5 separate regions of the Mus musculus genome follow, and regions 2, 3, 4 and 5 are each linked to region 1. The links are chromatin loops, found by intact Hi-C in ENCODE. Cell type or tissue: left cerebral cortex. All regions are shown on one strand. Links, peaks and the distances in the headings refer to the core of each region. The heading gives the core; the rest is flanking DNA. Region 1 holds the start of B3gat2 (beta-1,3-glucuronyltransferase 2 (glucuronosyltransferase S)). Region 2 has its middle 32 kb from the start of Mir30c-2. Region 3 overlaps Col9a1 (collagen, type IX, alpha 1). Region 4 overlaps Fam135a (family with sequence similarity 135, member A). Region 5 has its middle 6.2 kb from the start of Col9a1.

Region 1 (6,411 bases), core at 412-5,411:
CCCTGAGAAAGCCTCAGCGCTACCTTGGGATTCAAACACCCAATGTAGTCACCGGCTGGCTAATAAATGCTTTATATATTTGCTTCAACCCAAGTCGGAGCAGTCTTCTCTAGTGACTACCCCACAACATAAGAGAGTAGTTGTGAAAATTCACAGGTGCGCAGTGCCAGACACCGAACCCAAGATGCAGGACACAGCCACGTGAAGGTGGAGGATCTGCCCCAGCGTGCTGCTTGTTCCTCAGGAACATAGTCAAAAGGATTTTCATGCGACAGAGAAAGTCGGGTTGCGGAGGAAAACGGAATCAGAAATGATTCATTGGGGGTGGGGGTGCTTTCCTCAGACTCCCTGGAATGTGCTTGGAATGAGAACAGCCTGGGGTTCGTTCGGCTAATAGATTCTCTATATATGAGAGGGTCTTCCAGGTATTTCCGCTTGCCATCCTCTGACCCACTTGATCTGATGGCATCACCTAGGAAGACCGGTCACTCACAGCCAGGCTGTGCTGATGATGTGCAGTGAAGAGGCAGTGGGTTCTATCCAGGACGCCCACGTTCTATTTCCACTAAGTCAGTTACCACTGACCTCAGGAAATTCCCTTAAGTCTCCATCTTCTGCTCCTTCATCCAGAAAATGAAGGTGATTCCACCTCCAAAGCCTCCTTGAAAGGATTACAGGGATGGTCCTGGGGGATAATTCCTGTGCCTGCAAACTGGGAAGGCTCCAACATGAACAAAAGCAAGTTACACATACTCAGCCGGAGTTGTCAAAATGTCCCCCACAGATCCAACTGTGGCCGAGCAGTTGCGATTGATTCCTTGGAATGGGCTGGCACACATGCCAGACACCTATGTGCGGCACCCCCTCCATCTCTGTGGGATTCTATTGATTTCTGCCTTTCAAGAGAAAGTGGTTCTCTTTGCTGAGGTTCTGTACACCAACCCTCAAGCCAGGGAAGGACCGCTTTGTCCCCTCCCTCTTTCTCCTTCTGCCCTCTTTAGGACTCCGGACTTGTCACACGTGAATGGGTTTCCTTGGCTGATCTCCAAAGACCCTGCAGCAGTTCAGTGAGCTGAACCCTGGGGCGATCTGAAAACAGCACCCACCACCTCCACACACACACACACACACACACACACACACACACACACACACCCCAGGCAGAGGTCGCGCAACCCAGCAGAGATCCTCCTCCCTCCCCCTGCCTCTGCCCGCAGGCAGCGCCTGGTGCCACCGGGCTCAGACCCCGCAGAGAGCCTTGGCCCTTCCCGCCTCCGCCCCGCAGCCCCTCTCCGCCAGTAGCAGCGCTGCTATCTTCCCACCGGAGCACTAGGAGGACGCCCGAGTCTGCAGCGCCCCCGCCCCCTCGCTTTTTCTTTCTTTCCCTGCTTTGGGATCTTGCTGTCTGGAGCCGGGAGAGGTTCCGAGAAGGAGAGAGCGGCACAGGTTTCTGCCGCGGCGCTCGAACGGGAGCTTAGGGACGCAGCATCCTCGGTGTCCACCCGGGATCGCAGCTGCACCGGCCGACATGTGACGGAGGAAAGCCCTCAGCATTCCCGGCAACCGCCTTCAAAGGGGTCCCGGAACGCTCGCCCAGGCCAGCAGCTGGATCCTCTTAGCCCTCAGCGACGCGGGACAGGAGCGGCAAGGTACAACGCCTGGTACGTTCCAGGCTCGCACTCGGGAAAAGAGCGCAGCGGGGACCGCCGCCTGGCTTGCACTCGGCACAACTCCGGGACCTGCGGAGTGCGGCTGGACCGTGTCCAGATTCCCGCCGACTTCATCCAGAGTGACCCAAGACCCTAGCCGGTCCTCCTGCACCCCCTGGAGTTCTAGCTTGCCCTGCATCTGCGCCGACCCCACAACGCCCAGGTCCCCGCAACGCCCCAGTCCGGAAGGGGAGCGCGCTTGCGGCTTCTCCCTGATTGCAGACGCTGCCGCTGTCCTAACTGCACACAGAGGTCCCCTACCCGGAGCCTAGTCCTTGCAGGGGGTGGTGTCCGAGACGCTGGGGAGCGCGCACCATGAAGTCCGCGCTGTGCAGCCGCTTCTTCATCCTCCTGCCCTGGATCCTGATTGTCATCATCATGTTGGACGTGGACCCCCGCAGGCCCGCGCCCCAACTCACTTCCCGTCCCTACTTCTCTCCCCATGCAGTGGGCTGCGGGGGCTCCCGAGTCCCGCTCCGACGGAGTAGCCCCGGGCGTGACGCTGCCGAGAAGCGGAACGAGTCTCGGCCTCAGCTGCAGCCGGAGCCGCGCTTGCCCACCATCTATGCCATCACACCCACCTACAGTCGCCCGGTGCAGAAAGCCGAGCTCACTCGCCTGGCCAACACCTTCCGCCAGGTGGCGCAGTTGCACTGGATCCTGGTGGAGGACCGGGCGACGCGCAGCGAGCTGGTGAGCAGCTTCCTAGCTCGGGCCGGCCTGCCCAACACGCACCTGCATGTGCCCACGCCGCGGCGCTACAAGCGACCGTGGCTGCCGCGCGCCACCGAACAGCGCAACGCGGGCCTCGCCTGGCTGCGCCAGAGGCATCAGCATCAGAGCGCGCAACCCGGCGTGCTCTTCTTCGCCGACGATGACAACACGTACAGTCTGGAGCTCTTCCAGGAGGTAGTGGTCCAGCGCCGATGGTGGGGTGTAGGGTGTGTGTGGGGGGGAGGGGGGACAAGGGGCGGTTGGGCCCCGAAGGTCTGCATGCCCTTTGTGCTTCCTGTACACTTTTGAGTTCTCAGTCCCTTCGAGCACGCATCCCGCACTCGGCGTGGAGCAGCTGAAGATGGGCAGTCCACAGCCTCTTCGGCTGGCTGCGGTGGGTGGAGAAGGGGTGTTGGTGGGTGGAGAAGTCTGCCCCGAGGTGTCTTGCCCTGTCCGGGATTGTGTTCAGTAAATAATAGTACAGGTGATTTGCCCAACTGGATGACGCCCAAAGCTGGAGCTAGGCTTGATTTTCTTGGAGACTGGATCAGTGCCTACAGGTGATTCTGAGTGGAGACAAATGTGGGATAAAGGTACTATCCCACATATCATCCCACTGAGTTGATACTAACAACTCAGCTTAGGGACCAATCTCTTCTAGTACAGCCAGCCCCCTGGTGTGAGATTGATCCCTGGTACATGCACCTACGTGTATGAGGGAGGGTCTTCCTTTGGTCTTTACCTATCGCATTGGCAAATGAATTAGAATTATTCTGCCCAGTCCTTAAGGACCCGCCCCCCACCCCTGCCCCAGGCATCACCCGAATGGCCTGCTGGGCCATTCTCTGAGTGGAATTTATCAAGCCACTCTTGCTTGGCCTGAGTTCCTTGAGCGCTGCCCCGCCCCCTGCTGCTGAAGTGGCCTGTGTTCCCTGGGAGGCCACCTGCATGCAGCCACAGGGATAGAGCCGGTGGCCTTTCTTGAGACTGTTTTGTGGTAATGTTGTAGGTCTGTAAGGGTTGGTGATTTCTCTCTCTCTCTCTCTCTCTCTCTCTCTCTCTCTCTCTCTCTCTCCCTCCCTCCCTCCCTCCCTTCCTCTTTCCCTTCCTCCCCCCTTTCTCTCCCTCTCTTTTCCTCTTCCTCTCTCTCCCGCACGCCTCAACACTTAGTTACAGCTGAATAAAATCTTAATTTCTTTGCCCCGTGGGACTGTAGATCTCCACCTAAAATTCCTCGACATCCAGCCTCCTAAAGACTCCCTGACTTCCCAGCTCCTCCATTACCCCCAGAAAACTGGACGTTCGGGAGATACTGTGTGAGCAGGACACTGAATTCATAAAACAACTGTGTGTCCAGCAATCAAATGCCCTAAGTGCCCCCCACCTAGTGTCACCTAGTGTCAGGTTGCTTTCCTAGCCTCAGGACAATGACTATACCCTTCCCGTTTAAAAAGTATTTGCCACCCTTCATTTCTACTCTTTCCTTGTATTAAAAAAAAAAAAAAAAAAAAAAATTGTTCTCTAGACTCTCATTCCATGGGACTTGCTGTTCATGTTTCCCCAGAGAAATAAGCTTGGTTTAGTGTATAGCATGGATTTTATTATACCCATGATTAGGGTTATCAAATGATTGCTTTAAAGCTGGACTTTTATTTTAAAGTTAAGTTGTTTCTTTGCTCTTTCCTCTAAAAGGAGGACTTGTGTTTTGAAGCAGACCTTTTAACTCTAAATGCTTGTTTATTTTTAAGCCAAGTCTTTCTTGCCCAACTCTGAAATCACTTTACCTATGACGCGTCATCTTGTTTAAGAAAAATAGTGCACATTGCTGCTAATTGACATTTGAGGGGGGCTAAGCTGGAAAAGAGGAAGGATTGCTTCTGTGCCAGCATTCAGCCTGTTGGCACGAGGCGTTAAAGGAGTAGAAAAGTTGGCACATGCAGGCAGGGAGACAATTCAGATACAGTCTCCTTTGAGACTTCCCCTGATGAAAGGAGAGCTTGTGTGAAGGGTATTAAAGAGCAGAAGGAAATTGGGGATTTTTTTTCCATTGACCTGTGGGGGGGGGGGTTGGGAAGGAGAGGAAAGAGTAGGGAGGGAAAAATATTGTATTGGCAATGAGAAAATAATTTTTTCAAAAAAAAAAAGCAAGTGAAACTTTTAAGGCACAAACATGTCCTACAATTGGAACTAGTGTACTACTAATAATACATTTTTCAGACCCTGTGTAACTTTTTGTGAAGATACACAAAATACACAGCCGTGTATTGTCCTTTGTCACCGTAAGATGCAGGACACTCTGTCTTCAGAACCTCTCTCTCAGAAGCAGTTTAAGGCAAGGGCCTTTCCTCAGCGTGCCAGGTCCTGCCTCCCAGCTATAGATACTCACAAATTGGGCTTTCGTTGTTGTTAATGGGGGTTGCATATCTTATTCTCCTTATTACAATCTCAACATGACACCCAATGTGCTTGATTAGTGGGCTTTATGCCTCCTCCTGTATACTTTCTATAATTTCATGTTTATTTGCCTTTAATGCTTGGTTTTATTGATGGGGTGACTCACTCTGCACCCCTTCTGCAATTAATGATTGGGGGTGGACTTCAGTCTAGACACTGTTCCCCTGGAGAAAAGAGAGAAACCCATAAACTACTCAGTGCTTCAGCTCCTGGGGGGGGGGGGGAGACGAAGAGAGGCTACAGAGATGAGGCCTGTATCTCTGCCCTTTCTATTGACCACATGTACAAATTTGTTTTTAAGTAATTCATAGTATGTAAGGAAAGAATGTCTCAAAGCTAGCTCCATCTTTTGTTCATAGAGCTTCTAATCTCCAGAGCTGATGGTTTAAAAAAAAAAAAAAGCAAGATAAAAGGAAGAAAATGAAGCAGGTACAAATTAGCTCACTGAATATTGGCTTCAAATGAAGGAGAGTAAAAAAATGAAAGGCCTCCAAATTAAATTAAAGACGCAACAGGCAATCTGCATTCAATTATTCCTCTCTGGTAACTGGGATAGCATCTTTTTTTTTTTTCCCCCTCTTGTACAGCTAACTAATTTTCAGCTTCCCTTTTCAACTGAGCCATGCTGCCAGGGAAAGAGTGTTTGCACTGAACGAGAACCGAATCAATCTGCAAATGGAGCTGAGTGCGAGCTGAAGCCTGGGAAGCTGTCTACCGAGAAGGAGGTAGCAGGGCCTTTGCAGGCTTCCGGCACCTCAGCTACTCCAGGCCTCTCAGTGGGCAGCAGTGGCGTTTTGCCCCTGATGGACCACTGATAATCCTGCTGGCCTGTCTACATTGATTGAGCTTTCTGGGAAAGCTTATTTGCAAAGCATTTGGACAGCTTTAATAAAAGCCACAAGTACAGATAAATGGGACTTTATAGCTGGTCATATTTTCAATAGCGCTATCGACCAGATGTCTCTTCTTCAAGGCTTTCCCAAGCTTAAAGTGATTTTTTTTCAGCTGAAAGTAGTTTCACCTTTGCAAATCAATTGAATTGAAAGGGTTTTTTGTTTTTGTTTTTGGGGGGTTTTTTGTTGTTTTTGAAGAAGAAGAAGAAGAAGAAGAGGAGGAGGAGGAGGAGGAGGAGGAGGAGGAGGAGGAGGAGGAGGAGGAGGAGGAGGAGGAGGAGGAGGAGGAAGGAGAAGAAGAAGAAGAAGAAGAAGAAGAAGAAGAAGAAGAAGAAGAAGAAGAAGAAGAAGAAGAAGAAGAAGAAGAAGCACTTGCCAAGCAAAACCCCAAAACTTTAATCTTAACAAGATAAGACAGAAGGCAAAAACCAACTAAGAGAGTCAAGTGACACCGGAGTCAGCCAATGAGACAGTGTGGAAGGCTTTTGCATAGTCAAGTGACACCGAGTCAGCCAGTGAGACAGTGTGGAAGGCTTTGCAGAAAGCAGAGGATGAAAGGGTCAAAAGGCCCCCTATCGGGATTTCATTCTGGATGCTGCTACCTATCTGCGTGCTGGGCAGCCAGAGCAGTGGCCTTCTGT
Region 2 (6,411 bases), core at 807-5,806, 440 kb before region 1:
CCAAGCCATCGCTCATGGGCATGGGCCAATCTGATCCAGACAGTTCTTTGACTGATATTCCCTCCTCCCAGGCGACTAGGTTGTGTCACAATAAAAACGAAACAGGACAAGGAAATGTATCCGAAAAACTGTGTTACAGTAAATTACCCTTGTGTGATGACATCTCAGCTATCCACCTGATGTTTTGATTACCAATGGCTTTGAGTGAGGACTATAGATTAGATCAGTAGCAAGAACAGCATGTCCTGGTCTCTGAGCAACCTACCTGTAAGGGAGTTACCCAGATTTACAGCCACACAAGGCCTGTGGCCTTGATGCCTTTCCGTGGGGCTAAACTCTGATCCAGATGGATTGAACTATGGAACAAAAGCCCAAAGCAGTCACCCAGCAGCTAGGTGGCCAGCGCTTCATCCCCTGGAGAAGAGTCAGCGGGGCAGAAGAGAGGACCTAAAAGCATTTCCCCTGGGCTTGGGAGGATCGGGCGTCAAGGGTGAATTTTGAGTTCTGCGGTTTTGCTATGTGTGAACTCCCTGCTCTCTGGAAGACACCTTCCTGCTGCTTCTGTGCACTGCTAAGCCATCCCCTCTTGCCTGTGAACTGTCATGGCTGCTTCTGCGGCGTAACTGGCACAAGGAAAGAGGCTCCTGTGACCACATTATAAGATGAAGGCTCTCTGACAGCAGGCTTGTCAGATGCTCTTTGTCACTAGCGGTTCAAATGGGTTTGCTTTCCGGTTTCCTGGATACGTTGGAAACAGAGACTCAGAAAGCCAAGGAGGGGGAGGCAGGTTTCCTTCTCTTCTCTGACCCTAAGCTGCCTCTTACGGTACTTTCAAGTGGCGTATGAAAGAAAGAGATTAAAAGCAAAGGGTGCAAAAGACAAATAGACAGACGCTGTTTCTATTGTCAACTTCTGAAGTTCCAGGAACAGACTGAAAGTTCAGGCTAGGTCTATGAAAATATTCACAGATGCCAAAAAGGCCAGCAGCCAAGACTCGTCTCTTTGTGGACGAACTAAAAAGCTCCCAACAGCTAGAGGGAAAAAAAAAATTTTTTTAAGGCTTGGCAATGATGCGAGTCCTATGAAAAAGAGTGAGAAAGAGAAAATGCCCCCGAATTAATTAGATTTATGACCTTCTCAAGACTATTTTCTCCCAATCCCGGACCTTTAAGTGTTAGCTGGCTGAAATGTAACGACCAGGAAATATTGATTCACTCCCCACAAGGTGCTGCTAGTACAGTGTAGAGCAAAGAAATCTGAGATAACTCGGGATCCTTTAGAAAGGGAGCTAATATTACTGGTAAATAATAATAATAACAATAAACTTTACAATAAACCAATGTGGAACCTTGTAAAACTATTTCAAGTTATTCAGAATGTCAATCACATGACATACTTTTGAAACTTTTTTTGAGATTGTAATATAATTACATTATTTCCCCTTCTTCCCTCCAAAATATTTACCCTCACTTCCTTCTTTAAAATTCATGACCTTTTTCATTCATTGTTGTATACATACATACATACATATCCCTATATGTATATGCATATATGCATATATGCATGTTCCTAAATGTGTAAGAGCAGCCTGCTCAGTCTGTAGTGTTACGTGTGCATATGGTTTGGAATTGGAGAGACAGTTGGTGCGCTGGTGTGCTCGTCCCTGGGAAGACTCTATCTCCCATTCTCACAGTCCTCACCTTTCTGTAGTTTTTGAACCACATGACATTGTAAAAAAATTTTTTCAATACGTTTAATGAATTGTATTGAGAAAATCTTAATTGGCCCTTCACAATTTGTCTTCAGAAATTTAAATTGGAAACACCTGGGTTTTTTTTTTCATTTTTTAAAAAATAAATTAAGTAGCATGGGAAGAAAACAGGTCATAATAAGGTGAATTGAAACCAATGGTAAAAGCTGAAAGTGTTTGCAAACACCGTAGTGTGCATTTGGAAAATAAAATACACGGTTGAAAATCACTAAGGCAAATAGTTGAGTTTTATTTAGTGACCAAATTATAAGACATGTAAATACCGTGAAGAATTTGAGTTAGAAGTTTCCTTTATCATGAATATCCAGTTTATTAGAAATAAGTTTATTGCTTTTATTTCTCTTTTTTTTCCAAGTTTGACAAAATTTCTTGTAATTTTAGTGAAGGCATTCAGCTCAGTCGTCTCTCTCCTCATCTTGACCTCAGGTTAATTTGTGATTTGAGTCAAGTAAAGACTATGTAGGAGAGCTGTTATTTCTATAAACAGGAAAACGGACAAGTATGCACTTCCATTGTTTTATGTAGAGCTTATTAAACAAACTAAAAGGTATTGAACAAAGTTTTAGGACTATCGGTAGGCTGCTTCTTGGAAGTCATTACACACACACACACACACACACACACACACACACACACACAAAATGCCCAGGAAATAATCACCTCCAATAAAACTCACTGAAGCTGCCTCCAAATTTAACATTGTAATTTTCAAGGAAATTTCATCATTTCTTTTGTCTGTGACTATTAAAGATGCAGTTAGCTGTCACATCGAAAAATCCCGTATATAATCCCCAAGTACAAACACCCCGCAGTGCACACATCTGAGAGAATATGTAACAAGAGACGCATAATGGGAGCGAAGTTGTGAGCAGTTCCACTCCCAACTTCCGCATAACCTCAGTGGGCTGGCTCCCCAGCGCAGCGCTGAGGAGACCGGATACTGGACTGGGAAAACAATGTCGCTGGAATATTGACTGAAAGTAATTTGAATAGAATTAAGATGAATCTTTTCCTAAAGCCACTTCATTCTCTTTTGGGTTGTTTGCATCGCTGTCAGCAGGTACAGATGCCTGGCTCTTTCAAAAAAGAATCCTTATGTGAAGTATTGAGTGGTAGAACTATCCCCAGTCTCTTTAATGGCGCTCATCTCCATTGGGGATTCTGCAAAGGACACTGTTTGCTACCAAAGTAAATCAGTATTTCGAACGTTTCTTTTGGTTTTTAATTCTAGTTCCTATAAACATTTCCACCATAACTTGAGGCAAATTATACGGAAGCTGTTTCTTTTTTTCTTTTTTGATTTTTTGTTTTTCGAGACAGGGTTTCTCTGTATAGCCCTGGCTATCCTGGAACTCACTCTGTAGACCAGGCTGGCCTCGAACTCAGAAATTCGCCTGCCTCTGCCTCCCAATTGCTGGGATTAAAGGCGTGCGCCACCACGCCCGGCTGCTTCTCTTAAAGTACAAACCACCCCAAAAATATCAGTGTGCCTACTGCTGTAAGTATTTCGCTGGCTTTTATTTTTAAAAGGTTTAAATATCCATCCACCCACCCCAAGATGGTATAACATTACATAAAGACAGATGAGGCAATGCGTGTTCTGTGACCTTTGAAGCATTTAAGTTACTGACATATTAGACCCAATTTGAATTGAATTCACAAGGTTTCTTATTTGTACAACTCCATGGCTTATTTTAAGTATATAGATACTGGCTGGTGGTTTCAAAAGCACATTTTGATGACTGAAACAGGACAGGAATGCTTCTTCAAACATATTTTCGTTATTGCTTTTATTTCTAAAGAGCATCTAAAATGTTACCAGATATTCGGCTGTAATGACCGAAAATAAACAGTAGAGGGCACTTTGGTTCTCTAAGAAAATAAATTGTTCCAAAATCTTTTGTAAATCGGCAAAATAACGGATGCAGTTTGGACTACATGAGAAGCTTAAACAAAAATGTAAAAATAAAATAAAATAAAATAAAATAAAATAAAATAAAATAAAATAAAATAAAATAAAATAAAATAAAATAAAATAAAATAAAATAAAATAAAAATCTCTGCTTGCTGTGAACAAAGCAAAGCTGTCTTGGGTTAACTGAAGCATCTTTGTTTAGTCAGCCTATAAGGAAAAAGACTGCCCTGCAGAAGAAAAATCAAAACCATTCTGTGGGCTACAAATTGAGGCTCCATCATATCGAGAATATTTCATTTAAGCAAATAAACAAAAAAACTCACATTCAGTTTGAAATGGCCTGACATACTAAATGTTTCTGACTTAAATCAGTAGTCGTTGCTTTGTCTTGCTTTAATAAAATGCTAGGCAAAAAACAACTTGTGAGTGGAAGGTTTTATTTGGCTTGTAGTTTGTGACCTACCGTCAGGGCAAACCAAGGCTGTAGCTCCAGACGAGAGCTGGAAGCAGAAGCCGCTGGATGCTTACTGCCCTGCTCCTCTGGTTTGTTGGGCTACCTTTATGATACAGCCTTGTCCCACCTACCTAGGAATGCCAACTCGCATAACAGACTGAGACATTCTATACCACTAGGAAGCAATCAAGGAAATGTCCCACAGGCCAATCCAATAGAACCGATAATCCAATAGAATAGATTCCCTCCTTGTAAGTGTACCTACATTTTCATGAAGTTGACAAAAACGCACCAAAACATTCACCTTATCTAGGCTTTCTAGACATAAAGCGAATGTTCTCACTGCCTAAGAAGTAGTGGTAAGTGACAGTGTATGCTTCTTCTATATTGGTTGACACTCCTAACAGTTGGCCTATGGATTATGCAATATTTAGTTTCCTCTAGAATCGTCTTTATTACCATCCTTGTCATTCTGCTCATAAGTCATTTTGTGGCACAACGGCTTCCTTGTGCTACGTACAAATTTATCCTAGTTTTATATATACACAAGGAACACTAAATGGACTCCTGAGGTTGTGTTTATATATTTATGCATATATGTAACGATAATAATTAAAGAAAAATAAGGCCATGAATTTGTGGGGGAGAGGGAGCAAAGAGGAGACACAGGGAAGGCCAGAAAGACAAGAGGGAAGTTGAAATGATGTAATTGTATTTTAACTTAAAACTTAAAGTTGAAAATGAAAATGTGAGAGAGAACACGCCAAGTAAGGTAATAGACAATTAAATCTAAGTTATATTAGTCCTTGTGCTAATGACCTTGAGAAAATCATTTATAATTTCCTGGACCTTAGTTTTAACATTCATAAATGAATTTCTGTATTTATTAGGAACTCTGCGATAGTGTCATCCGCTCTTACTCTGAATAGTTTTCGAGCAAATTCCATGACTTATGTCCTAGTTGTTAGCAGATTTATCAAGAATCTGATTCAAGCAGGTTGAAAGATCCACTTGAATTTTGATAAACAGATACGGAGCTAATGCTAAAATGTACATCTTACTCAATATGAGCATCCACCACAGGAGGCCTGAGGACCTTCAGAAACCAATCAGTATACGCCACACACCCCGTGTCAAGAATATCTGGCAGAGGTTAAAATCATACAATGACTACATATCTCGAGGCAGATTACAGAGAGTCTGCATGATACTCTTGAGCCAAAGTGAGCAATAAGTTGTAAAATGGAAAAGAACACTTCAAAACCAATGAAAGCTTGTTCTACAATTCTGGGAACATTCTACCCATTTCCACCTGAGACAGGAGGTACAGCAACCTTGCACTTACACTCATGTGAAGTACTTCAATGGACTAAGGAGCTGCGCTCGCGCGCGCGCGCGCACACACACACACACACACACACACACACACACACACCTGAGTTCAGTGGTGACTGTTCCATCTATTTCCATTATATTCCTTAGGGGGAAAATGATCTATCACTCATGATATTACCCAAGGCAGGTCCCATCTGGAGATGCCTTATCACTGCTAGTAGCGAAACTAAAACAGCAAACAAGCAAAAGGTCTGGACATGGAGATTTATGGAGGATTTGCTAAAAATAAAAAAGAAATGTTCATATTCATAGATTATTTTCTAACATGTTTGTGCACATCTTACATTGTAATGTATTTAACAATCTTATTGATCTCTAAAAAAGGTAAGAGATAATTAAATGATATAGGTGAGATAGAACCATGTTTTTTCTTATAAAGACTTTGGCTACAGGACTCCAATACCAGAGCCAGAAATAAAGCAAGATCAATGAAATTGTGGACAATGAACTTCAGCATTAGTTTCTTGAGTCTACACAGACATTAGTATTTACCCAATGTAGGAGCTGAAGTTGACATCCCAACTCCATAGAACTCAGCAGGCTTGTTTTGTTAAACACTTCACTATCCAGCCACATTCTACCCTCCTGTCTACTATCTGCTTTATGTCCATGATCAATAGGCAGCTGAGCATTGCACAAATCTTAGTGTCTGGGTCATGTAGTATACCCTGAAACAAAAAGCCTTTTGACATCACTCTACCTGGGAAACCCTCCCTAGCCCTAACCCTTAGCCTCTAAACCACCTTCTCCGCTTTCACTCACCTCCTGCAAACCAGGGAAACCACTGCTCCCTTTGGACCATGTGTCTAATGTTCACCATAGCGCACACAGGTGAATTAAGTTCCTATGCTTCTTGCCCATGGCACTGCTTTCCTA
Region 3 (6,411 bases), core at 680-5,679, 490 kb after region 1:
GCAAAGCACAAAGTTACCCTGGCAGCCTTTTCTCCTGCTGCTCTTAATCTGCCGTAATGGGCAAACTTGTTCGCAATTAGCCCGGCCTCCGAGGCGCTGCCCCTCTCTTCCATGACTCTGCTGCGACTCTGTGCCGGTCCTGTAGAGAACGGGTCACTATGGTCATTTCACCAGCTAATTGTCCACCAAGAGGATGAACTTTAAAAAACAAATGTCCCAATAGGACTTAGACCGTGGGCTATGTGGTACTTACATAATGCTAATAAAACTTCGTGACCCGGAGGAAGCCTCAACCTGGAGGTTCGGTACAGGAACCTGTTTGGAGGCTTCTAGGTAAATACACATCTTACCGAAAGAAATACCCACTCCATTTTAAAGCTTTACTTTTAAAATTTTTTAAAAAACATTTAACACATTTTAATTTAGATATAGTTACATTGCTTCTCTCTTACAGTTTTTAAATTTGATTTTTAAAATGTTTTTAATTTAATTTGAATTACATCATTTTTCCCTTTTCCTCCCTCCAACCTCCCTAGATGTCCCCCCCCCCCCCATCTAATTTCTCTCATGTCCTCCTGGCTCTCATTGATAACCCATTTTTCTTTTTCTTTTTCTTTTTCATTTTTTAAATTAGGTATTTTCCTCATTTACATTTCCAATGCTATCCCAAAAGTCCCCCATACCCTCCCCCCAACTCCCCTACCCACCCACTCCCACTTTTTGGCCCTGGCGTTCCCCTGTACTGGGGCATATAAAGTTTGCAAATCCATTGGGCCTCTCTTTCCACTGATGGCTGACTAGGCCATCTTTTGATACATATGCAGCTAGAGTCAAGAGCTCTGGGGTACTGGTTAGTTCATAATGTTGTTCCACCTATAGGATTGCAGATCCCTTTAGCTCCTTGGGTACTTTCCCATTTTTCTTTGATTAATATTCTTATACACGCACACATATGCATGTATGTGTATGTACATGTTAATTAACCAGCTGAGTCCATTGTTGGTATACCTTGGGTTTAAGGAACAACCGGTCTGCTTTAGACAGGCTATGGGGCTGATCCTGGGGAGAGGGTAATTCCCAGCCAGCGTTAGTTGCCTGTAGTTCTTTGTCCTGGGGTGGGACCCGGGACAAACTACCTGGGGTAGGTAGAACTTTCCCCAGTCCACATTAGGATGTTCATTGTTATTGTTATCCTTGTCTTGTTTACGTAGCCATTTCCAGAAGACATTGTTTCAGAGCACATTTCCTGGAGTTCTGGCTCTAACAGCCTTTCTGCTCTTTTTATCTTTGTCCTGTCTTCCATGTTCCCTGAGCCATAGATTCAGGGGTTGTGATGTAGATATATCCATTGGGGCCCGGGTTTCCATGATCATTTGATCTCTGTGGTGTGTGCAGTTGTGGTTTTCTGTGATGGTCTCCATTCAAAGAACACTTCTTGCTTGTCCCCATTGTTGAATTCTGGATTTAAATCCTACGGAGTAGAAGAAGATCATTTCGTCATTGTTTGTGTAAAACTAACATACCTAAAAAGTTAAATCTGTAACATGTACCTTCATTATCGGTCAGTTCCTAGGATCCCTGTTTTGTTTCTGTGTCATTTTTTGCCCCCTGTCTCCTTTCACAGCAGCATGTCTCAGTTTGTTCACGGTTAGCTATTGCATGTTCTGGGATGTTACTATGACATTGCTTATTATAGACCATAGGTCATTCGTGTAACGGTGATTATCATTTTGGCTATAGTGTATTGTTACTTAAAAGCAGACATATGCTGCGTAGTTTGTTACACTTGAACTAGGTAGGAGGGGCAGCTATGTAAGGGCTGTGGTCCTGGGTACAGGCTCCTAGGACTTGTGGTCCTTTCTCTTCCTTATTTCCAGTGACTGCTGCTCTCAGTTCCTTTTTGTGGAATAGCAGTCAGAACCACACACTCTTATGGGCTATTCTAGGAGGATTTCTACTCATGCTGACACACGTTAAAGCCATAGAGCAGGGCCTGGCTAAGCCTCACACTGAGAATTCAGGTGATTGTGCTGTGATTGACTCTTTCTTTATATGTGAGCCTAGGCAGACTGGCTCAGGTCACACATCCTGACGGAGGTATCTCTGATTCTAAGTGGTAGAGGGAAATATTTATGTTTCTCGAGTCTAGGTTCATGAAATTGACAAAACGACAGGTTGTCCAGTGTGACTAGTTTGTCCCTGTCACCATAGTTACGTGATGAAGGCATATCTCTAGCTTATTAATCTGCCTCTCTCCCAGAGCTGTGCAGATCTTATAAACAACCCCCGGGCCTTGAATTCCCTCCCTCTTCCTTTTCTCACCAGAGCTAGCTAATGCTGCTCAGCTAGGTCATCTCATTAAGGGACATCCCTGCATGCCTGCTGCCACTGAACTGCCCACGTGTGACCAGTAACTCAGCACTCACAGCATTTCAAGGAAAAATATGTAATAATAAATCCTGACTTCCCTGTGCATACAAACCCACTAGAGAAAGGAATAAATTAACTGAAGAATCTCGTGAAATACCACACAAGTAAGCTTTGTGTGTGTGTGTGTATCTTTGGGGAACAATCCCAACAATTAAATAGTCATTGCATGTATCACCAGATCGCCTATTTAACACAGACAATTATTTGCATGTCTTTCTCCATCATGCCTGTGTATGCACTGTTGTTTCATTCTGTCAAGTGTTAGGGGAAAAGGCTCTGCTTACATCAGTGTAGCATGCCTGCCCTCTAGTGTCCACATGGAGAATGGTATTCACATTCTTTTAAATTCTTAAAATCATGAAAACTTTCTGGCAGTGGGGTCACTGATATTTCAGGAAGCTGTGTAGTCACTAGGTAGTTAGTGTAGTTAAAAGACCCACAGGGTGGTCAAGGCATAGTGAGGGCTCTTCAGATCCTGGTCTTCTGCCTTCCTGAAACAGATACAAATAGTATGCAGACAAATTAGCATGTCCGTGTTCTAATACAGCTATTTATATATAAATATGTGTAAATACAGTTTGGCCTGTGGGCTGAGGTTGACCTAATCTATGCTACCTGTCTAGCCCCCATTGTCTTTGACTCCTTTTGTGAGCATAGTCATTTTCTCCTGGTCTTGGTTTGATTTTAAGACAGATTTGACATATCTCAGCAGGACATTCTTATTGGCAAAGTGCATGAAAACCGCCTTTAACATGCAATTAGATGTGGCCTATTTTTAAAACTAAAAAAGAAATCCAGTTAACTGTTAACTGTCTCTAGTGTCAGGTGATGTAGAACTCTCTGCTACAGGAGCTGTTGTGACAGCCTTACCTGTAAGTGCCGGGGATGAAGGAAAGCCCCTCTCCCATTGGAGGAAATGGATGACCACCTCCTTCATCGCAACTGATAGTTGGATAAGAGCCTACGGGATAATTTATTGGGAATACCACATTGTTGCTCAACAGCAGCCTTGAGATGCATACATTCAAAGATAACTATCCTCTCTTAAACCTTGCAAATGGTTTGCCCTCTGACCCTGCTTTGTGGAGGGTGTGATGTAAGACCCACAGAAGAATGAGATGTCTGAAAAATAGGTTCCCTCACCTACCTTAATTTCAAAATATGTGAGCTATATAACAATAATACCATTTAATGTGTCCAGCTCATTACATTAAGATGTATGTAATTAGAACACTAAAATAGGAAAAAGACTGAAAACCCTGGGATGGGGGGGGGGAATGGGAGTACCTCCACCTATAACATGTAATTGGATATGAAGATTTGGCTTTTGGCTTCTCGAGCGGCTAAGACTCCCTATTAGGAGATTGCCCAAGTGAACGCAGTTGCTTTTACACTGTTTTCTTAGTAATAGAACGAAGCACTATTGATGCAAAGGGACACAAGCAACAGAGCTCCTCATTGTCCTGCTGTGTCTCACAATGTGTGGCCTATGGAGCACACGTGACAGAACACACATATCTGAAAGGAACTCACTGTGGTGAAAGTCACATTGGGGTGAGATTATGAAATTTTGTAGGGAGCATGGTGTGAGCCCTACCAGACACCAATAAATAATAACTAGTAGTTGAGACCGTCCCCATTTAATGGACAGAACTTAATGGTGACAAACGCAAACATTCCATTTTATTGATGAAGAACCATAGAGGCTTGCTTTCTTTTTTCCTGATTCTAGTGGTTCATAATTGGTTGAGTGTTTTTAACTTCTTAGCCATGGTCAACTTTGTCTGTATATGGATCACTGTAAGAAATTGGGGAGGCTGTTCGCATCTCTGCTCATGAGAAAGACAGTGTGAGTCACAAAACCAGCACAGCACCCGTGACTTTGAATCTTCAGTAGGCAAGGTGCAGAGTCAGGTGAAATTAGCTTGAATAAAATAGCTAGTCACTGACTTAATATAGTTAACCTTGGATTTTCCCACTTTATGATGACACGAAAGGAGACACATTTGGTAGAAACTTAACTTAGAAATTCTGAATTTTGATCTTTTTATGGGGTTAGCAATACATGATATGATGTTTTCCCCTAATGCCAGGAAGCACAGAGTTGGCCATGCACCCGCAAATGGAAAGAGTTGGTTTCTCTGTGGTGTGCTGGGCTGCTAAGTCCTGATGCTTGGCAGGTTGGATGATTTTTGACTTAACTATGTTCTTGACATAATCACACTGTACACTGAGGGATGCCTGTGCAGTTTATTTAACTCACAAGGTTCAAAATACTACCATACCAGGTAATAAGCCTAAATTTGTGAATAAAACACCTTATATTTTTTGCTTGCTAGACCTTCCAATTCCAGCTTTATTTTATGCTTACAGTTCACCTCAGTTTGGGCCAGTCACATTTCAGTATTCAGTAGACATAGATGGTTAGAGGGCACCATGATGCAAATATGGAAGACACACACTGAAATCACTTTCTGCCTTTGATTGCTGTGAAAGCCACATTCACTAACGGGTTTTCTCCTCTCATCACGGGTCACCTCCAAAGGCATTTGCTAAGCATCTTGCTTGCACAGTGCTAGGTTGTGAGGGTCTACTGTCTTATGCTAGTCAATAGCTTGTTCACATGTGTGGGCTTTTTATCTGTTTCAGGTGACCCAGGCCCTGCCAGCTATGGGAAAAATGGCCGTGACGGAGAGCAAGGTCCCCCGGGAGTGGCAGGAATTCCTGGTGTGCCTGGACCCCCAGGTCCTCCAGGCCCTCCTGGGTTCTGTGAGCCAGCCTCTTGCACCCTGCAGTCTGGTCAAAGAGCATTTAGCAAAGGGCCGGACAAGTGAAATCCGTAGCGTTGTAGGCTCCCTGCACAAAGCACACCTGTTAGCAGAGTGTGGGGGGAGAAACGATACCAAAACTGGGGCAAAGCCTCAAAGGTTTCACCTCTGACATCATTACATAAGTGCTACTTGACAATCAGATTTAGAGCAACTGGTGCTATTCAGTAAGTCTTGTTCCTTGTCCATGGAAGGAAGGTAGGAGAGTCAACAGACAAGAGTCAAATTCAATTTCTCTTTAGCCAAATTTATATATCCTCTTCCCAGGAGTTTGAATTTTAGTGTGCTATGAATGGATATATGATGTGTTGTGGGTCACTGTGCCAACAACAACAACAACAACAAGCTGTTCACATTACCTCAGTTGCTGTCATTATTTTTATTTCAATTAAGATATTGATCTCAGATTATTCATTCAGTTATATCAAGTATTGCTAGGATACTAAGGAACAGACCCCACTACATTCAATAAAATTGGTGCTTAAAATCTTCATCAGGGCTGTGTCCCAAAAGTGGTCTCTATACATCGCATGGTGGTTTTGATATTTACTATGAATTTGTGAATAGTGTGTACTGCATCCAATCCCATTTGTATTCTAAAATCCACGTGAAAGCAAAGAAGTAATACCCTGACACACATATGTTTTGTGGCTGACATTATTTATTTTAAAAGTTTGAGGTAACATGTCTGGTTGTACCAAAGAAAAAATAAACACGGTTTCCTAGTCTTTTGTGTGTTCTAAAATAAGTAGTCATGTTAAATGTGGTTACATGTTAATTGAACTGGTTTAGAGTCATTAAAATTTTGACTTACTGCTACTTCTAAAAATGTATTTATTTTACTGGTTTATTCTATCTGAAGAAATCTGAAGAGTTCCCACTGGTCCACAGAGTTATTCTATGACTGTGTATGTGTGAATGTGCATGTGTGTGTGTATTGAGAGACTTAATGGATTTCGTTGAAATTCTAATGAAGACTATGAACCCATTTTCCACGGGCAAACACACAAGTGCATATGCATGTGCACTTTGTACACTATTTCAGAGAGTCCTTGGAGTGCCGTAAACCTGGTTTTTCTTGGTCTCTAGATTAGGAACCACACTTTCATTTCAGAGGATGTAGTGCCTCCTTGCAACCTCACGGATGCAAAAA
Region 4 (6,411 bases), core at 983-5,982, 270 kb after region 1:
GGGAAAATGATTTACTATTAGGGGATGGTTTTATGTATACTTGGAAGAATATACTAACATTGACATACAGAGCTTATGTATTTTAGTTAGATTATACTTACCTTCAATAACTGAATCTAAATACCTATCTTCAAAGATTATAGGTAATGAATTGAGATCTCCATCTAATTCACTACATTCAATAGGTAGGGGTGGAAGAGAACTGCAGAAGGAAGTATTTTTGATAGCGGTGCACATCTGTAGATGACTCTGAGCACTGAAAAATATTCTTAAGTCAGATGGTAGTGAAAAAATAATTACACCCACTCCACTTTAAACTCTATCCTGTTCTCTTCCCCCACCAGTTCTAGTCCCTTTCAAGATAATATATCCTTGGGAGCATTCTCTTGCTCAGAGGGGGAAAAAAAAAACAGATAAAATGAAAACTAGGGTTTACTGATACTAAATTATTGACATAAAATTATAGTTTGTTGACAAACTAATTCTTAATCTATTGTATCATTTCCTATATTATTTCAAGGTGAATGTCAATGCATACTGGTTGAAGTGTCAAATTTGCTGTAAACAGCCCACAGAAGTAGTACCAAAAGTTCAACGCTTCCTAATTATATAAAGAGAACACAGGGAAAATGTGTGTTCCACATGGCTGTTTTATTAATACATATTGATAAGTACAGTGAACAGCCATTTAAAACAAGATATATAAATTTCTAAATCAAAATAGTGATCAGAAAAATATTCTAGGGGGGCTGGAAGATGGATGACTGAGTAATTAAAAGCATTCAAGTGTTCTAGCAAAGGGCCTGGTGTGAATCCCAGCACCCACATGGTGGCTTACAACCGTCTGTAACTATAGTTCCAGGAGAGCTGAATCCCTTCTCTGCTCACCAATAGCACCAGGCACACACATGGAGAAATATACACATTCAGAAAAAAACATCAGACACATTAAAAAAAATACAAAAATTTTTTAGAAAAACTCTAATAATTTTTTTTAAAAGTCAAAAGTGTATAATAAAAACTCCATTTAATTATTGCCCAGTCTGAACAATTAACACTTGTCCTGGTTTTATAATTCACTACTGACTACCTTTAATGTCCAGTTATTGTTTATGGGTAATTTTAGGAGGACACACACACACACACACACACACACACACACACTAAAATATATCCTATGATTTAACAAGTGAATATACAACACAGAATATTTCCATGATTTAGTGTCCTCCCGTTTCCATAATTTCCCGGTCATGTCAACCCCAAGAGGACCACTGTTTGGACTTTTTTCACTTTACAGTTTTGCTTGTTCAAAATTTCATATATAAAAAATCATACAGAATTCAAAAAGTCTGCTTTACTTTTTTCAAGTGAAATTACTTCCAACAATTCTTTAAGGACAAGGAAAATGAGCCCTGACCATAGTCAGTAGAAAAGACGAAAGGCATTTCTTTGGGTTTTTGTTTTGTTTTTCAAGACATGGTTTCTCTATGTAGCCCTGGCTGTCCTGGAACTCCAATGTAGACTAGGGTGGCCTCAAACACAGAGATCCACCTCCCTCTACCTCCTCACTGCTGGGATTAAAATGTATGCCACCACTGTCCAGCTATTTTCAGTTTATCACTTATGTCACTGAAGGCAGTGCCATTCATATTCAGACTGTGGAGATATTACACAAAAACGATGAATGTGAGCTATTCTGACCTGAGAAAGGAGAAGCAGAAGTTGGCAGCATGGGCAGAACAGAGGCCCATGGTACTATCAAAGGTGTGGCAAAGCTTACATCAAGGGACACAGTGCTAGTCCATTATGCTAGTCCATTATGCTTTTATTTGATCAGAAAGGGACTTTCAAAAGGTAATTCCTAGGATTAAACCTAATACGATTGGATTTCTAAATCTGAAATGCCTTCATTTTCTTCTGCTTTAAACACTATCCAGTCTGTTATTAATTATGTCTAAGATATCATATGTAAAAGGATATAAAATAGAATTAGCTGCATTTTGAATTTGTGCTACTTACTGGAGTTCTTGGTATGCAATGGCAGCTTCTCTTGGATGTTCAAAACAAAAGAACGCCTCCGAAAATCTGCGAACCTACAGAATTTAAAAAAGGAGCATTGATCACGTGGCGGCTCACATCAGTCCAGCACAGAATCCAGGTGGAGATGCCGACTCCACCAGGCACCCAAAGCCAGGCCTGTGAGGACTCAACTTCTTCCCTTCAGTGCTAAATCACTGCACTTCTAGGTTGTGTGGACTAAAGAAACAGAACTGAGTGAGAGAAGTTAACATTTTGTATCCCACTTCTCCTCCATGGTTCTTGTTCTGTTTGCTTCCTGACACATGGGGGACGGACCATGTCTGCTCCGACAGACACTGATGTATGCTGACCATGAACTGACTGACCTATTAGCACTGGGACTTTGGGCAGTTGACTTCTGAGCTTCAGGTGATGCACTTTGAAATAACAATCAATACCTGCTGTGCACATGGCACCCTGAAGAACAAAGACTATGTGCCCAGGAGTTTCGATGTGGACAGTCTATAAGCACATGCTTCTGTCTAGCACTCACTCATCCTGCCTTAACACGACTATGCACAGATCACATCCTTCTCTAGTAATATGGTGTTCTTTACAGGAGGAACTCTGTTTTATACTTTGCTTTTTCAGATGGGGTCTAACTGTTTAGGTCTGTTTAGCCTGGGTCTTGCACTGTAGACCAGGCTGGCCTTGAACTCACTGAGATCTACTTGCCTGGGCTTCCCCAGTGCTAGGATTAAAGGTGTGCACCGTGATGGCTTCTGTGCCCACTAAGAACACATTTTGGCATGCTATAGAAGAATGTACTTCGTAAATATATACTGAATTTGCTATTTCCTCCATTGTGTTTGTATTTTGACATTTATTTTTAATTATAAAAGGGGAGGGTTTTTGTTTGTTTGTTTTTTGGTACTAGAGTACTTACTAGTAAGCCAATTAAGAGGGGAAGATATCTTACTTGGGTACACAGAGGGAAGAGAAATATTCACATGTTCAAATCATATTATACTAAGGACTTTTTGGTGTGTGTGTACACATTCATTTGGTGACTATAAAGTATAAATGTCTATTTTTATTACATTAGGTGCACATTATATTTCTTTAATAATACCCACCCTTTCCCTTATGTCCTTTCTGTCTCCTTTGGCGGTTCCTCAGAGGACATTCCTTTCCTTTAGCTTCCATTGGACTTCTAGAGTCAGTGAGCTGCTTCCTTTCTCTCCTTAGCAGCCCTGATTCCTGCAGTAAGCCTGTGTTGAGGCTGATGTAAACCTTAGCATGCTACGGGGGAGGTATCTTCCTTTAGTACTTGAGAAATCTACTGCAAAAAGAGCCAAGGAAGTGATAAGCCTGGCCTTTCAAGTACACATTTGGGAAACTCCAAAACTGTGCTCTAAAGGTCTTAGCTTTTTGCCTTTTTACACCAAGGCTTGTTGCAGAAATACTTCCTTGCCTTATGTACTCAAATGAAGTTCTTTTCCCAGATTCTCTGAGTTATATTAGCACACTAAGATAACATGCAATGAATGAGTCTATTGTGTCATGGTAACTGTGGTATGACTGCCACCTGATGGCAACACATAATATTAAAATTTGTTAGGTTTGCAAATTTAAATTGAAGGGATACCACACCTCCCTATATCATTGCTTTGTTACAGCTGCTTATAAAGGTGAGTTTGGTTGTATACTCTAATTTAAAAATAATCAATATCACAACTATTCAAACTTGAACAAATAGAAAAAAAGCTGAACTTTTGCTTTAAAGAGCTCACTGTTCTTTTCTGGGTTCACTCTACTATTTTGTTCAAATTGTTAAGAGTATTTGTTACACTAATTCTACATGCCTAACCCTGGATGTGCAGCGTCTCCATGTCACAGATCATAATTGTTATAGTAACCTGAAAAGTGAAGGCACCTGACAAATGTTTGATTGCATGTCCTTTGCTCTTTGTGTTACCGTAATGCTTTAGTACACAAACTATCTCACATTTAATAACAGATACAATTCTAACTTACTTAAATGAATTGATTTCTCTATCCACATCTCTTCCAAAGGAGCAAATTTAAAAAGTAAAACTTTATTTTTGTACATGTGATAGGCCATTTTATTTTACCTATCTTTATTGAAACTTTCTAGGCCTTTCTGCTCTTCCTGGTGCTGGAATCTGAACCCAGCACACATGTGAGGCAGTGCCTACCCAAGGAGCTCCATTCCTTGCTCAGCATTTTCTGATTCTATGGAGTGATATCTGAATTATGGCATCACACATTTAAAATACATTTTGATGAATTCACATGAGAGCATCACTGTACTAAGGACAATATCCGTCAAAGAGAACATGATGATTTGCAGCGACAACAGCATATAACTAGTCAGACAACACTGTGAGAAGCAAAGCTTGCGTGCTTTCTCTTTCCTTTTTTGAGACTGGGTCTTATTCTGTAACCTTGCACTTGCTTTGTACTTCATGTTGATCAAAAGCTCATGGCAAGCCTGACTCTGTTATCCAGGCGCATGGATAACAGACATGAACTACCATGCCCAGCTATAATAACCTGATATAGAATATCCACCTCAGGCATGGCAGCACACGCCTTTACTTCCAGTATTGAGAGGCAGAAGTGGATCTCTGTGAGTACAAGGCCAGCATGATCTACATGCTGAGTTCCAGGACAGCTAGAGCAGCATAGGAAGACTGTCTCAAAAAAAGAAAAAGAAAGACGATACAAAAAACTGACTAATCCAACTAGCTAGCTAATCCCCTTCCAAAAATTCTTGTAAGTAAAGGATAAAAAAAGAAATACTAATAAAAAAATACAACTTGGGACCTTTTAACATAGGAACTAATATTCCAATAATTTTGGAAGAATAGGATGCTTGTATGTTCAGGTTGAGTTTATCTAAACTTTGTAATAATTCTATCATTAGGAAAGGGCTAAATTACAGGTATTACTCTAAAGAAAGTAGAAAATCATGAATTACATAAATTTTCCAAGTAAAAGTTAAAATAATTTAAAAGAAAAAAATGCCTTAGAAAGTACGTTATTGGCAATTAAAGTTTACTTTGGACAGCTATATTCAGGAAAATGCTATGTATGTTTTTGAATGCTTACATATAAAAGTTATTTATAATTACAGTAAAAGCCAAAGTCTGTTCAAACCTTGTAAAAAATAAAACAAAAACTATTTAGAAAATATTCCTTAATAACTTAACATTCATAGTCACAGTTGTATTAAAAGAATATTAAATAGTTTTAGAGAGTAGTATATCTTTAAAAATGCAAGACAAACTTTTTACATCACTGTAAAAATGTCAATGTGGCTATTTCAAACTCTTCCTAGGACATAAATTGTACCTACACTGTTAAAATATTAATTCGTTCATTCATTCATTCATTCATTCATTCATTCATTCATTTTTGGTGTCTTGGGTCAAACTCAGAGCCTTGTACAAGCTAGGCAAGTGACTTACCACTTAGTTGTAATATCAAACAGCCAACATTAAAAAAAAAAATCTTAAACCTTAGTTAATGCTTCTCATAGTTCCCTGGCCCACTGGTCTTACTGGATGCAGTATCTACACATTAGAATGAGGGACATTTAATTTGGTAGTTTAAAGTGCCAATGTATTACCTCACTCACACAATATGTACTCACTGATAAGTGGATATTAGCCCAAAACCTAGGATACCCAAGATATAAGATACAATTTCCTAAACACATGAAACTCAAGAAAAATGAAGACTGAAGTGTGGACACTATGCCCCTCCTTAGAAGTGGGAACAAAACACCCTTGGAAGGAGTTACAGAGACAAAGTTTGGAGCTGAGATGAAAGGATGGACCATGTAGAGACTGCCTTATCCAGGGATCCACCCCATAATCAGCATCCAAACGCTGACACCATTGCATACACTAGCAAGATTTTATCGAAAGGACCCAGATGTAGCTGTCTCTTGTGAGACTATGCCGGGGCCTAGCAAACACAGAAGTGGGTGCTCACAGTCAGCTAATGGATGGATCACAGGGCTCCCAATGGAGGAGCTAGAGAAAGTACCCAAGGAGCTAAAGGGATCTGCAACCCTATAGGTGGATCAACATTATGAACTAACCAGTACCCCGGAGCTCTTGACTCTAGCTGCATGTGTATCAAAAGATGGCCTAGTCGGCCATCACTGGAAAGAGAGGCCCATTGGACACACAAACTTTATATGCCCCAGAACAGGGGAACGCCAGGGCCAAAAAGGGGGAGTGGGCGGGTAGGGGAGTGGGGGTGGGTGGGTATGGGGGACTTTTGGTATAGCATTGGAAATGTAAATGAGCTAAATACCTAATAAAAAATGGAAAAAAAAAAATAAAGTGCCAATGT
Region 5 (6,411 bases), core at 650-5,649, 410 kb after region 1:
GGTAGTTCTAGGCGAGTCAAAGTATGTCCCAGGTTTGGGATCTATCTGTCTATTCATCCTTGATGGTTTGGGGTTTATCTGTCTACTCATCCTTGAGGACTGAGCAGGCTTGGCACATACTGAATGTGAGCTGGTTAAAATTTTGATTGCTCAGGAAAACGATAATGATTGCCTGCAGCCTGTAATGAGTGAGGTATGCATGAGATTATAGATGATCAAGACCCCTACCTGTGATACTTCAAATTCCAACACAAAATGTGACGTGGACAGAGCCACAGAGCAATATAGGGTAAAATACCAAAATTCCACAAATATATGTGTCTTTTAAGAATTTCAGATCATGTGTATGTGCTCATTTGCCCACAACTTCTCCAAGATTCATCCTCACTTCCCTAGTTACCCAACTTTGGCTTCACAAACCAAACCAAACCAACCCACCCATCAAGTCCAGTTTGTACCATTAAAATATTCTGGCATATCCGTATGGCCTCTTTTCATTGAAATATGCTCAACTTATCAGGGGCTACACTCTCATAGAGAAAACTGACATTAAAATTTCTCCAATGCTCCCGATAAACCAAGTTAAAGGTAGAGAATTTAGAGTAGGAGCCCTGAAACAGGACCCGTCCCAATCCATACGATATCTTGCATGGGGTGTGTCTATGACTTCTGTTGGTCGTCTTATCAATGCACTGCTGTGCTAAACCCTTGAGCATATGTACCTCCATCAGAGCTCTGACTTGGTAACCAGTAAAACAGACTCATTATTATTTATTATTATTTAACCAACATTTGAAATAGTTTAGAGGAGTCAATGGGGGAAGGAGAATAGGAGTGAATAATTCTGCACAGAATAGAACGGAGAGCCTCTTCAACACTGTGAGCATGCACATGTGTTTATGTGCACAATCGTGGGCAGGCAAAGCTTCTTGTCAGAGAATCCTGAGGTTGGTATGTCTTGCTGTGTGTCATTTTCTTTAGCAACTCATTGAATGTTTTGAGCCTCACCTCTCTTGTAAAATGGCATTGTTGATGAACTGTGTATGTTAAAGAGAAAAAAGTTTGGGTGTAGTTTCTGGTAGCGAGCAAGTGTGCATCCTTCTGTAATTCTAGAAGGAATTCCACAGGAAGCCCTGCAGCCAGCATAGACTGAGAAAACACGTTTGATCCCACTCCTCTGTCGACATCCTCCCAAGTCCTGGACGGCTCTGATTTTCCTGCAGGTACTCTGTGAGCTGTCCAATCCTGGAACCACTGTGTTGATGTTGGCGCCCCCATCAGCTCCTAACGGCTCTAAGCTCAGTCGTTAATAATGAAGGCTATCACTTGTCTAGGTTCCAGTTGCTGCTGCTATTCCTGGTATCAGCCGTGGTTTCAGAGAGATTTGAAGTAAAAGGAGGTAATAGAAGGAAGGACTCCTGTGGGTGCCCTTAGGAACCACTGGAATGTCTGTGCATGTCTTTGTGGCTTTTTGGTTAGCTGTTTGCCTGTGAGCTTACAATCCACATGGCTCTGGGTGAGAAAAAATCTTAAAAAGAAAAAAAATCCCATTGGCTTCTGGCAGCAGTCTCCCACTGGTACTCAAAAGCCTCTTTCTATATAGATGTTTTCTCTCTTAAGGTTGTATAAGTCTCCATTAAAAGCTGTAACTTTCACCTCAAGTAAGAGGTTTGTACTCTTGGAATTTGCTGTCGTGAGGTATGTGTTCTATTGCTGAGTTACATCCCCAGTGAGAATTTGATATGTTGTATGTGACATGTGATCACATTTAGATTTTGGGACAGCACATGCATGCGTTCTTTTTTTTTTTGTTGCTTGAATTTTTTCTTTTATTTTTTATTCACTATTTTTACGTTCCAGATTTTATCATAACCCCAACCCCACATCCACCCTCCTACTGTTCCACAATCCATTCCTCCTCTCCACTCCCTTGTCTCAATGAAGATATCCTCAACCCTCTAACCTCTTCACCAGCATCTGCTGTCACCTGAGTTTTTAATCTTAGCCATTCTGATTGGTGTAAGGCTGAATCTTAAAGAGGCACTAAAGTTTTGCTATGCCTGCTATGCCCACCATACCCACAGCTTACGTGCAGAAAAGGAACTCAAGAAAACACGAAGTTGTGGTAAGAGGAGTCTTCCTTAGGTAGGGAAGCCAGTAGTGGTTGTTTTATTTCCTGTTGCTATGTTCTCTAAAATATCTGTGTAGCAGTTCCAAAGCAAAGAAGCCCTGTGTTTTCACAGGAATGGATACACCCATTCACGCACACACATATATGTATGGAAACAGTTACATGTATGTGTAAAGTTACATATATACGTATAAAACAAAGTCAGGGCATTGGGCATCATGAATGCAAGTGTCAAGTGTTACAGGCAACCATTGCTGGATCCACAGTGATTGTTAGGATGCCCTTTTTATACCTACTTACAACCCAGTAGTCTAAGGTATTTTCTTCGTCCCTAACTGAACTCTCACAGCTATCTTCAATGTAGTTTCTTTGCCAAGAAATCTGGATGGCTGCATCTGTTTCTTTGGATTATTATAAATCACAAAATAGATCATGATGAGAAAGATTCTTGAAAAATCACTGAGTATTGTGTTCAGGAAGGTGCTGATGGAGAGCTTGAAGGACAAGTTTACGGCGGCTCTGTGGGAAGAAGAATAGAAATGTAGGGAAAGTTAAGAGTATGAAATGGAAGGAAGGTGGGCTATCGGTTGGCTTACCTTGATGGCTCTGGGTAGGTTTCTTTAGAAGCTGTGTATTGGCCAGGTATATTTGAAGCATGGAGCCACACTTTATTTCTCAGGATCTAAATGAACCATGACTTACTGAAGCAGAGGAATAAACAGCAGAGGAAAACGTGCTCCCATAACCAAAATAAATCAAGCTAAAATGTTTGTGTGCCTGGCTACGTATTAAGTTCTAATTTAACCCTTAAAGTGTGTCCATAAAGAGGGTGCTTTTGTAATTTTTATTTTTGTTTTGTTTTTATTATTATATTATGTTATATTATTTTATTATTAGCTTACAAATAAGTAAACTGAGCCAGAGAGGGTAATTCCTCTTGCAGCTACAAAGCAAAGTTTCTAGCAAGCTAGAGTGTGTGTCTTCCAAGCTCAGTCCTAAGGGTTGGCTTTGTTAGCCAGAAGGAATGTACTGGGGCAGAGCTAATTTTAGTTGTTCATTTTGTTGCTCTCTAACAGGCTTTTAAGAACAATCATAGTGCATTGTATTTGTGCATCTATCTTGAGAGCAGCCCCAAAACGGAATCAATTATAACACTTTACTTTCTACACATGGAAAATAACAAAAAACGGGACATTTGCATAAAATCAGTTTTCTACTTAAGTAATGGGAAATCAAGGTCTCTGATTCCTTAGCTAAGGTTTCAGATTCCAGGGTCACACTGCCACCTAGTGTAGAGAGAGCATATTCCCCCCCAAGCAGAAAGTACTGAACCGGGTGTAAGATGCCAAGGGATGCAGCAAAAGGGAGCATGTTTAAGAGGAAGGGATTTCAGGATTAATGATGGTTCTATGTTTTATTAATGGAGGTTAGCGTGTAGGAGCTCAATTTTATTATTAATAGCATTGAGTTTATTATTAATAGCATTGAGTTGGTGAGTGATAATAGGGTAAAGTGTAAAGAGGAGACAGGTATCTCTACTTATTTATTTTATTATATCTATTAATTTATTATGCCCTTACGGTTTCCATATTATTTATTTATTTTTCTATTCATTCATTCATTCATTCATTCATTCACTCATTCACTTTACATCCTGAGCCCAGCTTCCACCTCTCCTCCCAGTGGCCCTCTCACACAGCCTCCCTCTTCCTCTCTCCTCCTTGGAGAAGGGTGAGGCTCTCCTGGGTACCAACTCACCTTGGCACACCAAGTCACTGCAGGACTAGGCACATTCTCTCCCACTGAGGCCAGACAAGGTGACCCAGTTATGGGACTAGGATCCAAAGGTAGGCAGCAGAGTCAGGGACAGCTGCTGCTCTAATTGTTAGGAAACCCACCTGAATAGCAAGCTGTACATCTGCTACATATATGTCTAGTCCACGCTTGCTCTTTAGTGGTTCAGTCTTTGGGAAGTCCCTAAGGGTCCAGGTTAGTTGACTCTGTTGGTCTTTTTATGGAGTTCCTATCCCCTCCCTGACAAGTACATTTTAAAAATAGATGTCTTGTAAGGAATGTAATGCATGTGTCTTTTCATTATCTCTAAGGGTCTCAGGAAGTCTTATCGGTTAAACTGATAATTATTTAGAAATCTTATTTAACAAATAATTATTATATACTTATAGCCTGCAAGGCAGTGCCTGTGGCAACAAAGGGGATGGGCTCAAAGGAGTTGTAAACATGACTTGAATAAGCAGAGGCTTTCAATGGGCCACCACCAGCAGCAGCATTCCCAGCAACAGCAGCAGCAACATTTCGGAGCTTATTAAGATGCAAATTTTTGGACCTGCCTTAAATCTTCTGGGACTGGAGTCCAGTAATCTGTTTTAAGCATCTTGGTGGTTGATTCAAATGTAGCTTTTGGCTCCACTGTTAGAAAAGAAGCCCTGCCAGTACACAGAGAACCTTGCTGATGGGCTAGAATGCATGGTTTGGAGGAAAGCAAATGAGTCTTAGGACACGAACCAGCTGCTGTCAACTTGGAGATCCACAGGCAGCAAATACAGCAACGGCTCCCTGAAGCATATGTGCTCTGGTGGGTGGCAGATTGATTTCTCTCTTCCTTGGAGAACTGGAAATGGTCATATTTTAGAGGAAGCAAAAATAATACCCTGGAAAGGTTTGGGGGTTGGCAAGGTCAACATTGCCGTGTCTTTGGCATTACTGTTTTACTGCACGAGCACATATATTTGCGAGCGATTGCACAGAGAGATGAGTATACCATGGGGCTGTTTGCTTGCTCCGAGTCTAGATGATTAGGCTACAATTATGTGCATAGAACCAAAATAAGCAGATTTAAAATAGAGCTTTGATCAGGGTAGAATTTCTTTACAGTCAAACTGAACCCAACACAGGACAGTGGGAGTCTTAGTTTTTGCAACTCTCTGATTGTTAATCAGCATCTCAGCCAGAGGTTTCTATGATAAGTTTCAGGCTCTAGCTGTGGCTAATTTACAGCACCCTCACACAGCTCACACATGCTACCAGGCGCTCTGGATCTTACACTGAAAGATGTAATAAAGATGAATAAAAGCAGATGAATTAAGCTTCAAACTCAACTTCAGTAAGAAGCTGGTTAAAACACTCCTGCTTATTTGAAACTATAAAGTAATAGAATGCGGTGGTCACAACATCTTTATTGTCGTCAGGTTATCATTACTCAATTCAAAATCACATTTAAAAGAAAAACAGATACTCATGTGGAAACAAAGGAACTTGCCCCACTATTTGGTGAGCTTGGTGTAATGTCCCAAGTCCTGTGTCAGGAAGTAAGAGGCATTGTGTCCACTGTGTTCCAGTCCAGTATTTTTTTTTCTAACCATGACTTGCAAGTCATTACTGATTCTCACAACAATATTTTGATCTGGTCATCTTTATTAGAAAAGGGAATAGAAAATGAATCGAAAAATAGAATATAGCACATTTACAGGCGTACGTGTTATTTTCTGAAACCTTTGCTTTAGTTTGTGTATAAGCTGTTGAAATGGGTCTCTCCCATCCTTTAAGCAACACCGGAATCTCTTCCAAAGACATGCCTGACAGTGTCACTGGGTACCCAAGGGCTTATGGTAGTTTCCACGACAACCAGAACAAAGTCTAAACTCCTTAGTACTATTCATAATCCCTCACCAAGTTCTTCCTATTGGATATTTCGAAAAAATTTCCCATATATTTAGTTGTTCAAGCTCAAAACCAGGAATATCCAGGAATATATTTTCTCTGTGCCCTCCATCCCTCCACCCCTCTACCCTTCCACCTCTCCATCCCTCAACCCCTTCCAACCTACTTTATCAATCTTACCTCTTCATCTTCATCCAGTCTTTCCTACCATCGATCCCCTCAGAGCAGCCTTCCCTGGCCCCCCTCCATTTAGGCCAGTCTCCACATCTCTTTCTGGCAAAACATTTCCCCAATAGTTTTAATTAAAGTTCCGACTGAAAATGTTTGGTGTCTGTCTCCCCATCCATGTGAGAACTGTGAGGGCCAGAGAGCTGGTCTGTGCTGTAACTGTAGAGTTGAGTTTAGGGTTCAAAGTAGGAGGGTTATGACTGACTAATTACCAAACGGTCTCTAAGCTCAGCTGGTCATTCCCCATGTGTGTTTTCTTCCTCCCATTACATAGTGTGCTTTCCCAGCCTAAGATGCACTGTTCTTCCCCAGTCTCTTGTAGGCTTCTAGTCATCTTTTCAGATTTCATCTCCTGGATGAAAGATTTCCCCGTG

The links. Peaks named below come from ENCODE experiments on the same cell type or tissue, not always from the same donor. Only the 100,000 strongest peaks of a DNase experiment are listed, where the experiment ranks them.
Region 2: it touches region 1 in a loop (4-fold over the local background); 4 of 42 quality-filtered maps call a loop at or near these places.
Region 3: a loop joins it to region 1, with 2.8 times the contacts of the local background. A loop is called at or near these places in 4 of 42 quality-filtered maps.
Region 4: it touches region 1 in a loop (9-fold over the local background); 7 of 42 quality-filtered maps call a loop at or near these places.
Region 5: it touches region 1 in a loop (3-fold over the local background); 4 of 42 quality-filtered maps call a loop at or near these places.

What each region holds. Positions count from the first base shown.
Region 1 is chr1:23,760,611-23,767,021 of GRCm38, forward strand. It overlaps B3gat2 (beta-1,3-glucuronyltransferase 2 (glucuronosyltransferase S)), which reads left to right and starts at 1,316. Exons shown (of 4, transcript NM_172124.2): 1 at 1,316-2,618. The coding sequence starts at 2,025. In left cerebral cortex, for the core only: a CTCF peak has its summit at 2,348 (motif pointing right); DNase peaks (open chromatin) are centred at 1,425, 1,721, 1,898, 2,358 and 2 more places; H3K4me3 peaks cover 2,003 bases.
Region 2 is chr1:23,320,809-23,327,219 of GRCm38, forward strand. No RefSeq gene overlaps it. Among named protein-coding and RNA genes, the nearest start is that of Mir30c-2, 32 kb to the left of the region's middle. In left cerebral cortex, for the core only: a CTCF peak has its summit at 3,619 (motif pointing right); DNase peaks (open chromatin) are centred at 930 and 3,616; H3K4me3 peaks cover 410 bases.
Region 3 is chr1:24,246,598-24,253,008 of GRCm38, forward strand. Col9a1 (collagen, type IX, alpha 1) reads left to right here. Exons shown (of 38, transcript NM_007740.3): 38 at 5,080-6,141. The coding sequence ends at 5,264. Among named protein-coding and RNA genes, the nearest start is that of Col9a1, 72 kb to the left of the region's middle. In left cerebral cortex, for the core only: a CTCF peak has its summit at 2,740 (motif pointing left); a DNase peak (open chromatin) is centred at 2,696.
Region 4 is chr1:24,030,641-24,037,051 of GRCm38, forward strand. It overlaps Fam135a (family with sequence similarity 135, member A), which reads right to left. Exons shown (of 21, transcript NM_026604.4): 12 at 2,023-2,096; 13 at 102-256. Among named protein-coding and RNA genes, the nearest start is that of Sdhaf4, 28 kb to the left of the region's middle. In left cerebral cortex, for the core only: a CTCF peak has its summit at 3,604; DNase peaks (open chromatin) are centred at 3,366 and 3,553.
Region 5 is chr1:24,168,239-24,174,649 of GRCm38, forward strand. No RefSeq gene overlaps it. Among named protein-coding and RNA genes, the nearest start is that of Col9a1, 6.2 kb to the right of the region's middle. In left cerebral cortex, for the core only: a CTCF peak has its summit at 3,430 (motif pointing left); DNase peaks (open chromatin) are centred at 3,419, 4,694 and 5,031.